Linked DNA regions of Homo sapiens: region 2 is linked to region 1. The links are chromatin loops, found by intact Hi-C in ENCODE. Cell type or tissue: CD14-positive monocyte. All regions are shown on one strand. Links, peaks and the distances in the headings refer to the core of each region. The heading gives the core; the rest is flanking DNA. Region 1 overlaps IFT140 (intraflagellar transport 140). Region 2 overlaps CLCN7 (chloride voltage-gated channel 7).

Region 1 (7,230 bases), core at 1,340-6,339:
AAGCCACACGGTGCCAAGCCACCCCACACCTTGGGCCTCACCAAGCCGCACAGTGCCAGTGACGTCCCATGCCTTGGGCCTCAGCAAGCCACATGGTGCAAATGCCGCCCCACGCCTTAGGCCTCAGCAAGTTGCACGGTGCCAGGCTGAGGTCAAGCACATCTCTGCTGTCCTCTGGCATTTCCAGTGCCCTGGGCTCTGCCCCTTCCTCCAAGCACTCTGGCCCCACGGCCACCTATGCCCATGCTGAGCCAGGTCCTCACCTGCTGCCAGGCTTTCCCGCTGTCCGTACGGGAACCCCTTGGCCACCAGGCTGGCTCTCAGCCCCCGCGTCTTCTGTTCCTTCTTTAGAGAGAACCTCGCGGGAGCGCTATGGTTTCTAACTCTGCAGTTACTTTGGAGATGAAGGAACGTGAGCTCTCAGTTACGTGGCAGTGACGCTCACTGGGGTGTCTGTTTTGCTGCGAGAAAAATGAGCGAGGGGCAGCTGCTGCCGCTTCCCATGGCCCTGTCAGTGGTGCCTGCCTGTCTGCGGGCAGGCAGCGTGCTCCGCTCTCCCCCTTGCCAGCGGAAGGCTCATGGTGCCATGTGCTGGCTGCTCAGACTCCTCAGCAGCCCGGGGACCCCGTGCCCCAGGGTCCTTCATGCCTCCACTCTCTGCGCACTGCCCTCACACCCTGGAGGTCTCAGGGCTGGGGGCGCCACCCAGGCCGGAGCGGGCACAGTGGAAAAGCCTGGCATCCAGGAAGGAGAGCTCCCTCCGCCCCGAGTGACAGGAGGGGACGCTGTGGAGGGAAGCAGCTTGAAATACAGTGGGTAGGACGGCGGGGGGACCCTCAGTGGCGAGGAGCAGTGTGCCTCCAGGGATGCTGGGACGCCGAAAGCCTAGACTGAGACGATCCCACACACCACCTCAGCCTGGGGCCGGGGCAGATGTGAGCGCTGGAGCAGCACCCAGCCCAAGGGCCAGGTGGGAAGCAGATGCCTCGGCTCCAGAGCTTTGAGGTTATTCTGTGAATCCAGATTGCATTTCAATAAATGTTGAGGTTGAACCGTGTGGAATTGCTAATACTGGCAATAGTGGTTCCAACGGATACTTCTAACCACGTAAACACTCACGAAGTAAAGCAGCCCGCATCCCCCACCACCCCTGAGCCTTGATGCCAGCGTGCCTGCCCCGTGCACGCGTGAACCTCGACAGCTTCCCCTGCTGGGCTGGCTTCCCACAGGCGTGCTCTGAGGAGGCAGCTTGAGGATCTCCCCATCCCCTCTCGGCCTCCACCCAGGACACACAGCAGTCACCCTAGAGGCCAGCACCTTCAGGGCTCTTGGGACATTCTGCTGCTCCCTGGATTCTGGTGTCTGTGATGAATGCGGGCACAGGGACCTGCTCCTGAGCCTGGATTCTGGTGTCTGTGATGGATGCGGGCGCGGGGACCCGCTCCTGAGTGGTGAGGCTGCTTCCCTCTTAGATTCCTGCATCAGTTACCTGAAGAGTGCCCTGAAATTTCAAGGCAAGTCATTTAAAAAGGTGCAACTGTTTATAACGACTTAGTTTTGGGAATCGAATTTCCCAAATATTGTTCAATAGAAAACAAGGCATGGCGATGACAGGCTAGGGACTCTGTGGGGCTGTTGCTTCACATGCAGTCCCTGACTCCAGGCTGAGTGTCTGTCAGCACACACATTGTCTGCTCTGCAGCGTGCAGGGGCCTGGGAACACACTGCTTCACCACCACCTCATTTGGGCCCCTGTGTAAGGTTTTATTTGCGGGAGAACATTTCTCTGCTACAGAAACGTGACGAGCCCTGGTCCCTGAGGGCAACAAACGCACCTCCCTCTGAAGTTCACTCACAGAAGGCTCCATCTGCCCCTGACCACGCATCCATGTGCCCTGCCCACCTGGCTCCTGCAACCAGGTGTAGGTGGGGGACAGAGAAGGCTGGGCACAGGCCTGCTGTGAGTGGGGAAGCAGGCCCTGACTTAAGCCACTGAGTGAAAGATTTGTGGCAGATGGGGTGACGGGGCCCCAGGAGGTGAGGGGGGCAGGTGGGGGGCACTGGTTCAGACCCATGTCTGACCCCTGCTCAGCCCCTTGCTGGTTATGAGGGGCCCAGATGAGCTGCTTCTCCTCGGTCCCAAGTCCCTCAGCTGCTGGGAGGAGGGAACACCACCATGAGCCGCTTGGGGGTCGGGCAGCTGAGCACGCAGGACAGCACGCCTGAGGAGCTGGCCCCCCGCGGAGTCTCCGGTCAGGCAGCGCCCTCGTCTTGGATGCTGTGAATTCAGTGACAGGGAAGCCGGTGTTGCTGGTGGGCTTCCCCTTCCCACCTCCACCCCCACGCCAGCGCCTTCAAGGGTCAAGTCAGGCAGAGAGGAACAGCTGTCTCAGGAAGACAGAAATAGCAGAGTAGGGCCCGTCCCTGCAGGGATACGACCACTGCAGCCAGGCCCGGCGGCTGGGATGAACCCTTCCCATCAGGAAGACATGGGACCCAGGGCTTGCAGGCAGGTGAGGGGGAGGGCGTGATGCTTCCCGAAGCCACTGCCCAATGGAGGCACAGCCTGTGCCGACCGCCCTTTCCGAGGCAAACAGAGACCACGAAAGTGGCGTGACGGCTGGCGTGGCCTCTGGAGCCCACCTGCACTCACCACTGCCTCTCTGCTCTTGGCCCACAGTGCAGTTCGACATGATGCGCGCCTGCAACCTGGTGGCCACGGCCGCGCTCACCGCAGGCCAGCTCACCTTCCTCCTGGGGCTGGTGGGCCTGCCCCTGCTGTCACCCGACGCCCCGTGCTGGGAGGAGGCCATGGCCGCTGCATTCCAACTGGCGAGTAAGTACCTGGGCGGGTGTGGCCACCGCGCCCTTGCCCCCTGTGGCCTTCTGGTGCCACAGGAGGGTCCTGAGGCCTTGGGTGGCCTGGGGGGAAGCTGCAGGCCATACCTCTCAACATGGCCACAGGCCACTGAGAAGCCCCATGGGGCATCCTCCCTCCCTCTTGCTGTAGGCAAGAATGATGAAAGACAGAAACACACCCAGGCCAAGGAGCAGGGAGGCTGCGACCACCTGGCGTGTCTGTCACACCCTTTTCCACTTTAAAGGCTGAGGCACTTTGCTTTCCTGAGTCTGTGGGGTCTGATTGCTGACTGGCCCTTGTGCAGTCCACATGGGGCAGCCTGGGTCCTGCCCCTTCCTCAATGCTGAGGCAGCTGGTGGGGAGCAGCCCCTGGGCAGAGGCAGAAGAGCCCATGCCTGGCCCTGACCTTCCCAGCTAAGAGGCCTAGAACAGGTCAGGCCTAGGAAGGCCAAGGCATGTGCTCTGTTATAAACGCAGCTTCCTAGGACCTGCCTGGGGTCAGCCTGGGGTCAGCGCAGGCCCTTTCCGTGAGCGGGACAAGACAGAGTGAGAACACGCTAGCACGTTCCACACTGCCTGAGCCGACAGTGAGGTGCCTGCACGAGCACATGCTGTGTGCCTGGCTCGGACACTGATGCAGACGGCAGGACCATCACGAGGCCCTGGCTTCCCCAAGCCGCCATGTGAGTTGGGGAGGAGGCCCGGCCTTGCAGGCGAGGGGCCATTGGTGCTCAGAGCCTCCTCTCAACGCTCTAGACCCAGCAACCTGGGACAGGTCTTGAGAAGACCTGGCGTCATAGAGGGTGACAGTGATGGAGTTGTCGTCAACGACCTATGGAAGGGTCCTGCGGTGTTCTAGACAAGTGCTTGAGCCACAGCAGTGTCCAGCCATGACCCCCAGCGACCCCAGGGGGCTCTGCTGGTCTTCTGTGGCTGACTGAGAGGTTTGAAGACTGTGGGCATCTGGGGCAGGCTCAGGTCTCCTGCTGCTCACTGGGACAGGTCAGCCCGGTGCCCGCAGAGACAGGGACACAGAGAAAGCGAGCATGTCGGCCCATGGCTGAGCATGACCAGCACGGAGCTGCCCGCACCCTCCTTCTCCTCCTCGAGGCCGGTGCAGCGTTCTGCAGGTTGCCCTGCAGTTCCCACAGAGGAAGTGGCAGGAAGTCCAGAGTGAATCATTCTAGGAATAATGATCCTGGGCCCTTATCTTTCTTAAGAAATACAATTTCCAGAAGGAGGCTGACAGACTGTGGGGGCAGGTATTCCTGTGCTGGAAAGTGCCCTGAGCGAGTCAGGCCGGGCTCTCTGAGCGCTATTAATAGCATGGCGTGGCCCTGGGCAAGTCACTTCCCCTGGCGGGTAGGGGCGGGAAGGGAGGGGCCTCGAGGCTTCAGTGGAAGAGCACAGGGCGTGGAGCCTGGAACTGGAGCTGTGTCTTGGCTCCATCACCATCGACGTGGGGTCAGGCAGATGACTAAACTAACGTGAGCCTCTGCATGCCCAACTTCGAAAAGGGTAATTTCTGCCCCCACCCAACTGACTGTAAGAACGAATGAGACAGGGATGTGGGACCTAGGACTGACTCCGCCTCCTCCCCTCCTGCATGACTGCAGGGAAAACATGAGACTCTCAACGAGGTACCCAGGCTAGGAAAGCTCCCACGGGGCCCTCTGCTGACCCGAGGGCCATAAAACAGAGAAGTGGTTTTCCTGTCTCACTGAAATGGCCAATCTCTACCGCGTGCAGGAATCGGAAATGCCGTGGCTTAAAGAAGGAAATGGAAGATTTTGAAAATGTAATTGGAAATGCTGGGTCAGAATAAAGATATTTTAGCGGCATAGAGAAAGCAAAAGCAATAGTTTTTGATTCTGAAAATAACTCCTTCTGTAAGATAACCCAATGGATCACTACATTTCTTTTTTTTTTTTTTTTGAGATGGAGTCTTGCTCTGTCACCCATGCTGGAGTGCAGTGGCGCAATCTCGGCTCACTGCAACCTCTGCCTCCTGGGTTCAAGCGATTCTCCTGCCTCAGCCTCCCGTGTAGGTGGGATTGCAGGCACCTGCCACCACGCCCCACTAATTTTTTTTTTTTTTTTTGAGACGAAGTCTCACTCTGTCACCCAGGCTGGAGTGCCGTGGCACAATCTCGGCTCACTGCAAGCTCCACCTCCCGGGTTCACGCCATTCTCCTGCCTCAGCCTCCTGAGCAGCTGGGACTACAGGCGCCCGCCACCATGCCCGGCTAATTTTTTTTGTATTTTTAGTAGAGATGGGGTTTCACTATGTTCGCCAGGATGGTCTCGATCTCCTGACCTCGTGATCCGCCCACCTTGGCCTCCCAAAGTGCTAGGATTATAGGCGTGAGCCACCGCGCCTGGCCACGCCCCACTAATTTTTGTGTTTTTAGTAGAGACGGGGTTTCACCATGTTGGTCCAGCTGGTCTCGAACTCCTGATCTCAGGTGATCCACCCACCTCAGCCTCCCAAAGTGCTGGAATTACAAACGTGTGCTACTGCGCCCAGCTGGATCACTGCATTTCTTTTTCTTTTTTTTCTTTTTTTGAGATGGAGTCTCGCCCTGTGGCCCAGGCTGGAGTGCAGTGGCGCGATCTCGGCTCACTGCAAGCTCCGCCTCCCGGGTTCACGCCATTCTCCTGCCTCAGCCTCCCGAGTAGCTGGGACTACAGGCACCCGCCACCACGCCTGGCTAATTTTTTGTATTTTTAGTAGAGACGGGGTTTCACCGTGTTAGCCAGGATGGTCTCGATCTCCTGACCTTGTGATCCGCCCGCCTCGGCCTCCCAAAGTGCTGGGATTACAAGCGTGAGCCACGGCACCCGGCCCAGATCACTGCATTTCTTAATAAATCTCCTTGAAACTCTTGTTTAGAATTATTAGGACTACTGTGGATTTGGCATGTCGAAAATGACAGCTTACTTCCTGCAAAATCTTATTTCAGGACAAGATAGTGTTTCTAAATGTATTTTAAAAAATCACACATGGGGGCGAGCACCCTGATGGACTAAACCGAGCTGTCTTACAGCATTCCCGGGGGACAGGGCTGGAGGCCTTCGGAGGCCTGTCCTGGTCAGGAGGGATGGTGGCGGGGGCGGGACTGTGCTCCAACACGACCTCTGACAAGGTTGGACCAGGCTCTGTTCAACAACCGCCAGAACGGCAGGCACCAGGGCGAGGGCCAGCAGCACCAAGAGGGCCCCTGGTGTCTCGGTGGCTTTTCTTGCCCCCACAGGCCACCTCTCCCCCTCAGTGTCCAACCATCACCCCTAACGGGTCTGTTTTGCCCAAAAAGGAAATGCATTTTGGCCCTGTTTAGACTTGTTTCATTGACAAACAGGACAGAAAGTAGCTATGTGCCTTTCTTCTATCATGTTGCTAATTTTAGAGTCGGGTTTTTTTTCCTGTACTCGCGTCTGTTTTAAACAGTCAGGGAGAGACTGAAGGGCGCCAGGATGTCCTGTCACAGGACAAGGAAACGCCTGCTATTACCTGTTATGCAAGTGAACCTCGATCCCAGGGCTCGGCAGAGGTGGGGTGGGCAGTGGGGAGAGAAGATGCTCATGAAAGGAGGAAAAGTACATGGAATTATGGGGAGGCTGGAATACCCTGGAAAGCCAGAGTGCAGCACACTGAAAGGAAGGCTCCTTGTCAGCTCCAAAGAGAGGCGATGGGGCCTGTGCTTTTGCTCTCGCTCCATGAATGTTTCTGGGCTCAGTGCCATGCTCAGCACGACGTCTGGGTCTGCAAAGGGACCACCCTCCTCGCCCCTCAAGGCTCCCTCTTCCCTGCTCTGACACCCAGAGAGAGCAGCTGAAATGTGCGGGGACCCCACTGTCCTGGCTTGGCTGCCGCTGCCCTTGGCATTCTATTCAGAGCTTGCATTCTGCTCACTCCACAGACCCCTAGCTTCTCCCCTCTCCTCCTCGTGGCCTCTTTTCTCTGCACTGCACCTCTGTTCTTTCACAGTCTGTGGTCTTGTTGATTTGTGCAGATAGGCACGGGCAGAGAGGGAAAGGAGTATTGAAGGGGGTCAGGGCAAGTTGCCAATGGAAGGTAAAAGGTCATTACAGCCTCTGATGGCTGCAGCCACAGCATGACCCTGGCACCTGACGCCTGAGTGGCACAAGGCTGAGGGCGACTTCTGCAGGCAGCCTAGGCCGGGAGGCTCCCTGGCACTCTCCGGTGCCTGAGGATGCTCCGAGCCCTCAGGTGTTTCCCAGCTGGATCGCTGGCTGGTTCTGCAGGAGCCCAGAGCAGGTGGCCTGGGTTCTGCTCCTGGCTCTGCCCCTGGTCAGCTGTGAGTGCCTGGACGAGCCCCCCTTCCCCTGGTGTGATCTGTGCAGTGGAG
Region 2 (7,230 bases), core at 1,175-6,174, 73 kb before region 1:
CACCCCTGAAGGAGACGGGCTCCCCAAACCGCCATCCCAGAAACTGCCTTCAGAACCAGACCTTCCCGGCGGGGTACAGTGGCTCATGCCTGTAATCCCAGCACTTTCAGAGGCTGAGGCGGGCAAATCACTTGAGGCCAGGAGTTCGAGACCAGCTGGGCCAACATGGCGAAACCCCATCTCTACTAAAAATACAAAAAGTAGGCGGGCTACTTGGGAGGCTAAGGCGGGAGAATCGCTTGAAGCCGGGAGGTGGAGTCTGCAGTGAGCTGAGATCGCACCACTGCACTCCAGCCTAGGTAACAGCAAGACTCTGTCTCAAAAAAAAAAAAAAAAAAAAAAAAAAAAAAAGAACCTGACCTTCCAGCCCACTGCCCTCCAGGGACCCCTTCCCCAACCATCGTCCTGTTACCAGCCACCGTCGCCCTTGCTGTACACCCCCCGTGTTGATGACCCGGTAAGTGGCCCTGGCAGGGGAAGGAACCTGGGCACGTGCCACTGGCCCTTGGCAGACACCAGTCAGAGCCTCCTCCTCTCCCCAGGCAAAGAGCACTCTCAGGCCATCCCCATCAAAAGCCAGGAGCAGAGGCCAGACAGACAGACAGACAGACTCGCAGGTGTCTGCCGTGGCATCTCCACGCCCAGGGGAGAGTGTGGGAGGGGCTAGAGTGCACAGGTCCTGCTGGACACAACCCTGAGTCACAGGGCGCCTGCCCCTCCTCTTCCCCCAGCCTTGCCACATGCCAGTGGCTCTCCCTGAGCCCTCAGTCACAGGCGAAACTCACAGCTTGAGTCTCCTGCCACACGGGCTGACGGTGGGAGGAGGAAGGTGCCACGGTCCAGGCATGATGGAAGCAGTGGCCTGGCCAGCTGCCCACTCCCTCTTGCTCACACTCACATCAAAGCCCCTGGACTCCAGGTCTCACCACCAGAAAACAGCCCTGGGACCAGCGCTGGGCCTCTGACCCCCACCTCCCAGGTGGACAGGTGCCCCGATGCCCCAAACAGAGACCACGGAACCCAAAAGACCCATTTCACCATGAGGAAGGACCCCACGTCCAAACAGGCACCCTGTGGGACACACCCTGCCCAGAGGGCCACCCTCTCCATCACTCAAGATGTCAGCACTTCTCTCTAACGCCACTCAAGGCCTGCCGTGCTTCTCAGGCTATTCCTTGCTGGAAATAACGGATCATTCTGGCCGGACGTGGTGGCTCACGCCTGTAATCCCAGCACTTTGGGAGGCTCAGGCAGGAGGATCGCTTGAGCCCAGGAGTTCAAAGCCAACCTGGACAACGTAGTGAGACCCTGTCTCTACAAAAAATCAAAATCAGCAAGGCATGGTGGCGTGTACCTGTGGCCCAAACTACTCAGGAGGCTGAGGCAAGAGGATCGCTTGAGCCTGGGAAGTCGAGGCTACAGTGAGCTATGGTTGCACCACTGCGCTCCAGCCTGGGCAACACGGCAAGACCCTATCTCTAAAATTAAAAAAAAAAACCCAAACAAAACGAAAACAGCCACAGTCACATGTCCTGGGCGCCAGGCCTGGGAGGCCTTGAGGAGGGCCACCGTCTACACCACGACAGCACTGTCCCACAGCAGCAGGCAGAGCCGCACATGCATTCAGGCCAAGGTGAAGGCTGCCGGTGCAGTATGTGACCAGCGGGCCACCCCCACCGCCGCCGCCTTGGCAGATCCGAGAGGGGTGAGGGGTGAGGGGTTGCCCCCCAGCAGGGCATCAGCTGCCCCTGCCCGGAGTGAAAGGATGGGGCTCCGGCGCCTTGCCTTCCCAGCATCTCTTTCCTTAACTCTGCCAGGACTTTGAGAAGGTGGCTTTCGTAATGGAAGAACACGACGTTTACTTCAAGTTCAGCAATGCATTCCGTGCGGTTACTTTCTTTTTTAAATGCAAGCTCTTATAAATTAAACACTAGATGCTGTTCCTCAAACTCCTGCCACACACGGCAACCTACACGGTCCCAAGCGCCGGACACTAACTAAAAACAGACAGGCTCAGGAACACGTGAGCCAACACTCCCGAGAGGCGAGACTCGGGCCGGACGGGAGGCGAGGTCATCAGGGTTGGGAGTGGGTGGGACTAGAAAGATGGGTCTGAAAATAGCCTGCACCCCCTTCCTGGTGCTTACGCGGATCTACACGCATTGCACCGACACTCTCTTGGTTTTGGGGCTGCGCTGTTACGGAAAGGTAAACATTGGGGGGAAACTCGGTGAAGGGTACACAAGCCCCCTGTGCTACCTTTGCTGCTTCCTGTGAATCCAGAGTGATTTAAAAGTCAAAAAAGGGCTGGGCACAGTGGCTCACGCCTGTAATCCCAGCGCTTTCGGAGGCCAAGGCGGGCAGATCACCCGAGGTCAGGAGTTCGAGACCAGCCTGGCCAACATGAAGCAACCCCGTCTCTACTTAAAAAAAACGAAAAAAAAAAAAAAAAATTAGCCGGGCATGGTGGTGCACACCTGTAATCCCAGCTACTCGGGAGGCTAAGGCAGGAGAACTGCTTGAACCCGGGAGGTGGAGGTTGCAGTGAGCCGAGATCCTGCCACTGTATTCCAGCCTGGGCAACAGAGCAAGACCCTGTCTCAAATAAATAAATAAAATAAAACAAAATAAAAGTCAAAATAATGTATAGAGGGGAACTACATCAAACTTTAAAACTTCTACACATCAAAGAAAACAACAGAGCAAAAGGTAACCTATGAAACGAGAAAATATTTGCAAATGTGATAAGGAATTAATATCTGATAAGGGATTAATATTCAGAATACATAAAAAAACTCAGGGTCAGGGGAGGTGGCTCACGTCTGTCATCCCAGCACTTTGGGAGGCTGAGGCGGGCTGATCACTTGAGGTCAGGAGTTCAAGACCAGCCTGACCAATGTGGCGAAACCCCAACTCTCCTAAAAATACAAAAATTAGCCGGGCATGGTGGTGGGCGCCTGTAATCCCAGCTACTCAGGAGGCTGAGGCAGGAGAATCACTTGAACCCAATAGGCAGAGGTCGTGGTAAGCTGAGATCACACCACTGCCCTTCAGCCTGGGCGACAGAGGGAGACTCCGTCAAAAACAAAAACAAAAATAAACAAAAAACCAAAAACCAAAAACAAACATAAAAAAGCAGCGTCTGAAAGTCCCACTTGCACGCCATGTTCACAGCAGCACCGTTCACAATGACCAAAATGCGGAAGCACCTGCTGTGCCGATGGATGAGTGAGTCAAGGAAATGCAGCCTCTCCCCGCAATGGAATAATTCAGCCATAAAGAGGAATGACCACCGACCCGTGCTGCAGCACGACGGGCCGGAGGACACTGTGCCCCGTGAAATAAGCCAGTCAGAAAAAGACAGCTCCCGCAGGTCCACTCGCAAGAGGGCCCTGGAGCCGTCAGGTCCCCTGAGGCAGATGGCAACGAGGGGGCTGGGCAGCAGGAGGAAGGGAGAGCGTTGAATGGGTGCAGTTTCAGTTTGGCAAGGAATGGGTTGTGTAACACTAAGAGCGTGCTCAACCCTACTGACTGCACTCACGGATGATTAAACGGTCATTAAACAAAATGTTTTTTAGAAACAAGGTCTTGCTATGTTGCCCAGGCTGGTCTCTAAGTCCTGGGCTCAAATAATCCTTCCGCCTTGGCCTCTCAAGTAGCTGGTATGAGAGGCGTGCACCACCATGCCTGGCTCAAAATGGTAAATTTATGGTATGTGTTCTTTACCACAGTTTTTTTTAAAACTTAAAGCAGGATTAAAGACCATTTGCTGTTCTGCTCGGCCTGTGTTGCGTCCTAACATTCAGCAGGCCTCTGCCAGGACCAGGCTAGACGCTAGGCACAGAGGATACAGCAGCTGCCCCGCGGGGGGATGGGGGTTACAGTCAAAGGAAACAAGGTGACACACAAAGGCCACAGAGACCAAGGAGAGGCCTTTGCTGTCCATGCAGTGTCCCCATGGCGTTAAGGCAGAGACCTAAAGCAAGACAGACACTGAACAGCAATGCTGGAGGGCAGGGAAGGGCAGGGGACAGCAGGGGAACCCTCCCAGGCTGGCAGAGGACTTCCTGGAGGCCAGAAAAGAACCAAGGGGCACTTCCTCAAGTACAGCAGAGCTCAAGGGGCCACTGGCGACGACCCCAGACCCTCCCCCGCAGCCTTGCTGCGCCCACAGTTCTTTCTCAGGCTGCGGTCTGTGGCTCCGGGTGCCCAGGCAGGACACAGTCCCACACTAACCCAGACCCCTGCCCTGCCAAGGTCTTATGTGGAGTGTCCCAACATGAGTTCCCAGGGATGTCCTGCAAATACCCACCTCCCCTCACTGCCCCCTGAGACCCAAGTGTTTCTGGCTCCAGCCGCTTTCCCTCTCAGTTCTCAAGGAGTTCTGCTTCCTGCCGCCCACACACGGCCAGGGCTGGCTGACCTCACCCTCGCCCTGTCCCAACACCACCAGATGAGCAGTGACTGGCTTGGTCAATTCACCACTACACCACACAAAGCAAGACCGGCCTGAGAACAGGAACAGCAACCCACAGGCAGCTCTGAAGGGCCTGGGCTTTCAGCGGGCACCCAGCCTCCAACAAGCCACTCCACAGTCTGCCCTGCCCAGGGCAGCCACCTCATAGTGTTTGGCCAGCTGTGCCCACGCTGAGGTGGCAACGACACCACCAGCCAACCTGAAAATCCTGCAACAAACCCTAAAGAGCCTGGAGGCAGCTAGGACCAGTTCTCATGTTCACTGGAACAGTCCCGTCAGCAGGGGATGGCCTGGGTTGATATTTTAGCTCAAAACAGCTCTGGAGGCCTTGAACCCAAGGGCAGCTTACAGTACCCCGTCTGTGGCCACACTGGGGTGCGCCTGAGCCTAACTGTGAGCTGTGCCCACCAGTCAGAGCAGACCCTCCCCCAGAAAAGCAGCACCAAGAAATCCAGTAGCTACTCAGGAAGTTGGACAGGAAAGTCACAACGAACACGAATCCCTCTTGTGTTGCTGGTTTTAACACGACCGGGCACGACTCACGTTTCTTCAGAGCGTAGTTTGTGACAGGCACCGTGCTCAGCGCTATGCATGCGTTAACTTTTTCGCAGACGGGAAAACTGGGCAACAGGGAGGCTACAGGCCTTGCAGGAGGCCATCGGCGAGTCCGATGCTCAGAGCACAAACGCCTGGCCTAAGAGGTGGTGTCTTGGCCTCTAGACTCCGCCTCTCCAGTCTGTCTGCAGGGGAAGGCTGGGGCCCTTCAGGAATGGGGTCCTAGCTTCCCATGGGCTCCCCTAGAGATGAGCCAAATTCAAAGCCTGTTCATGTGCGCAGCAGGGCTGACCTCCAGGCTCCACAGCGCATCCCAAACACACACTCCCTCTGTCCTTTCCCCCCGTCCGCCTGCCTGAAGATCTTGTGCTCTTCAAGCCCAAGCCTTGTGACTGCTCCTGCCCCAGGGGCCCTGCAGACCATCCGCACAGGGCACTGGGCCTGTCTCCAGCAGGAAGGAAGCAGCTTTATGCGCCTGCGTCCCAGGCAGCCACAGAGCAAGTGCACGATAAACTATTTTTTAAATTGCTTGTAAGCAGAGTATCCGCTGTTATTAAATGCAAACAAACAAATAAGCTTACAATGACTTTTAAGGGAATAGTTTTTTTATTTTTATTTTTGAGATGGAGTTTTGTTCTTGTTGCCCAGGCAATGGCGTGATCTCGGCTCAGTGCAACCTCTGCCTCCTGGGTTCAAGCGATTCTCCTGCCTCAGCCTCCTGACTAGCTAGGATTACAGGCGCTCACCACTATACTCGGCTAATTTTTCTATTTTTAGTAGACATGGGGTTTCACCATGTTGGCCAGGCTGGTCTCGAACTCCTGACCTCAGGTGATCCACCTGCCTCGGCCTCCCAAAGTGCTGGGATTACAGGCATGAGCCACCGTGCACAGCCGGGAATACTTTCTAAGGTTAAGAGATCAACAGATTATTTCCCAAAAAATCAACTCTTCTATTTGCAAAGACAGACAGGAAACCCCAAGCACATTCAGTCCCAAGAGAAACTCAAATTCAACCTCCATCAAGGTTCCTAATCTTTACCTTTCAGCCCTTAAAGTTGGGTTTATTCCTTCTACCTTGTGAACTTCAGATTTCTTTAATTAAAAAAATTTTTTTTAAATTTTTTGAGATAGGTTCTCAAACTCCAGCCTGGGCAAAAGAGTGACAAACTACCTCGGAAAAAAAAAAAAAAAAGCACCTCACTGCAGCTTCAACCTCCTGGGCTCATGCGACTCCTCTGCCTCAGCCTCCCGAGCCAGTAGCTGGGACTACAGATGCATATCACCACACCTGGCTAATTTTGTTTTTTTTTTTTTGAGACAGGGTTTCACTATTTTGCCCAGGCTGGTCTTGAACTTCTGGGCTCAAGTGATCCTCCCCTACCTTGGCCTCCCAAAGTGCTAGGATTACAGGCATGAGCCACCACACCTGGCCTTTCTTTTAAAACAGAAACACACACACACACACACAGAGGCATACACATACACACACAGGCATACACACAAATAACTAATCACCCATGGCCCCATCACTTCAAATTAACCCCTTCAGATCACTTTTCATGCAGACTACAGCACGGAGAGCAGGAGGGCCCACTTCAAAGGGAGCTGAGCTGCTGCTTCTTATCAGCAAAAGGCAGACTATGACCTTCTTTGTCTGGTGCGTTTCTAAGGAATTGGGAAAACCTAAATGTAGGTTCTATGGAAACAGGCTGATTTTCGTGTCCTTCCTAAACTTTTTTTTTTTTTTTTTTTTTTTTGAGACGGAGTCTCGCTCTGCCCAGGCTGGAGTGCAGTAGCGCCATCTCCGCTCACTGTAAGCTCCGCCTCCCGGGTTCAATTGATTCTCCTGCCTCAGCCTCCCGAGTAGCTGGGACTACAGGCGCCCGCCACCACGCCTGGCTAATTTTTTGTATTTTTAGTAGAGACGGGGTTTCACCATATTAGCCAGGATGGTCTCAATCTCCTGACCTCATGATCCACCCGCCTCGGCCTCCCAAAGTGCTGGGATTACAGATGTGAGCCACCGTGCCCTGCCGTCCTTCCTAATCTTTAAGCACAAGACAAGTGTTTAAAGGACTAGACAAGAGAAAATGTAAAGAATAACTGCAAAGCAGATTAAGACCCATCAACAAAACGGTCCATTAACTCAAAAGTAACACAATACGGCCAGGCGCAGTGGCTCACGCCTGTAATCCC

Evidence for each region. Peaks named below come from ENCODE experiments on the same cell type or tissue, not always from the same donor. Only the 100,000 strongest peaks of a DNase experiment are listed, where the experiment ranks them.
Region 2: a loop joins it to region 1, with 4 times the contacts of the local background. A loop is called at or near these places in 12 of 110 quality-filtered maps.

Annotation. Positions count from the first base shown.
Region 1 is chr16:1,539,241-1,546,470 of GRCh38, forward strand. All of the region lies in intron 19 of IFT140 (intraflagellar transport 140), which reads right to left. It overlaps TMEM204 (transmembrane protein 204), which reads left to right. Exons shown (of 3, transcript NM_024600.6): 2 at 2,681-2,836. Among named protein-coding and RNA genes, the nearest start is that of TMEM204, 9.2 kb to the left of the region's middle. RefSeq lists an enhancer at 3,181-3,883. In CD14-positive monocyte, for the core only: no CTCF peak of the experiment used is centred there; a DNase peak (open chromatin) is centred at 4,411; H3K4me3 peaks cover 1,729 bases; H3K27ac peaks cover 1,588 bases.
Region 2 is chr16:1,466,604-1,473,833 of GRCh38, forward strand. All of the region lies in intron 1 of CLCN7 (chloride voltage-gated channel 7), which reads right to left. Among named protein-coding and RNA genes, the nearest start is that of CLCN7, 4.8 kb to the right of the region's middle. In CD14-positive monocyte, for the core only: no CTCF peak of the experiment used is centred there; DNase peaks (open chromatin) are centred at 3,208 and 4,458; H3K4me3 peaks cover 3,487 bases; H3K27ac peaks cover 4,940 bases.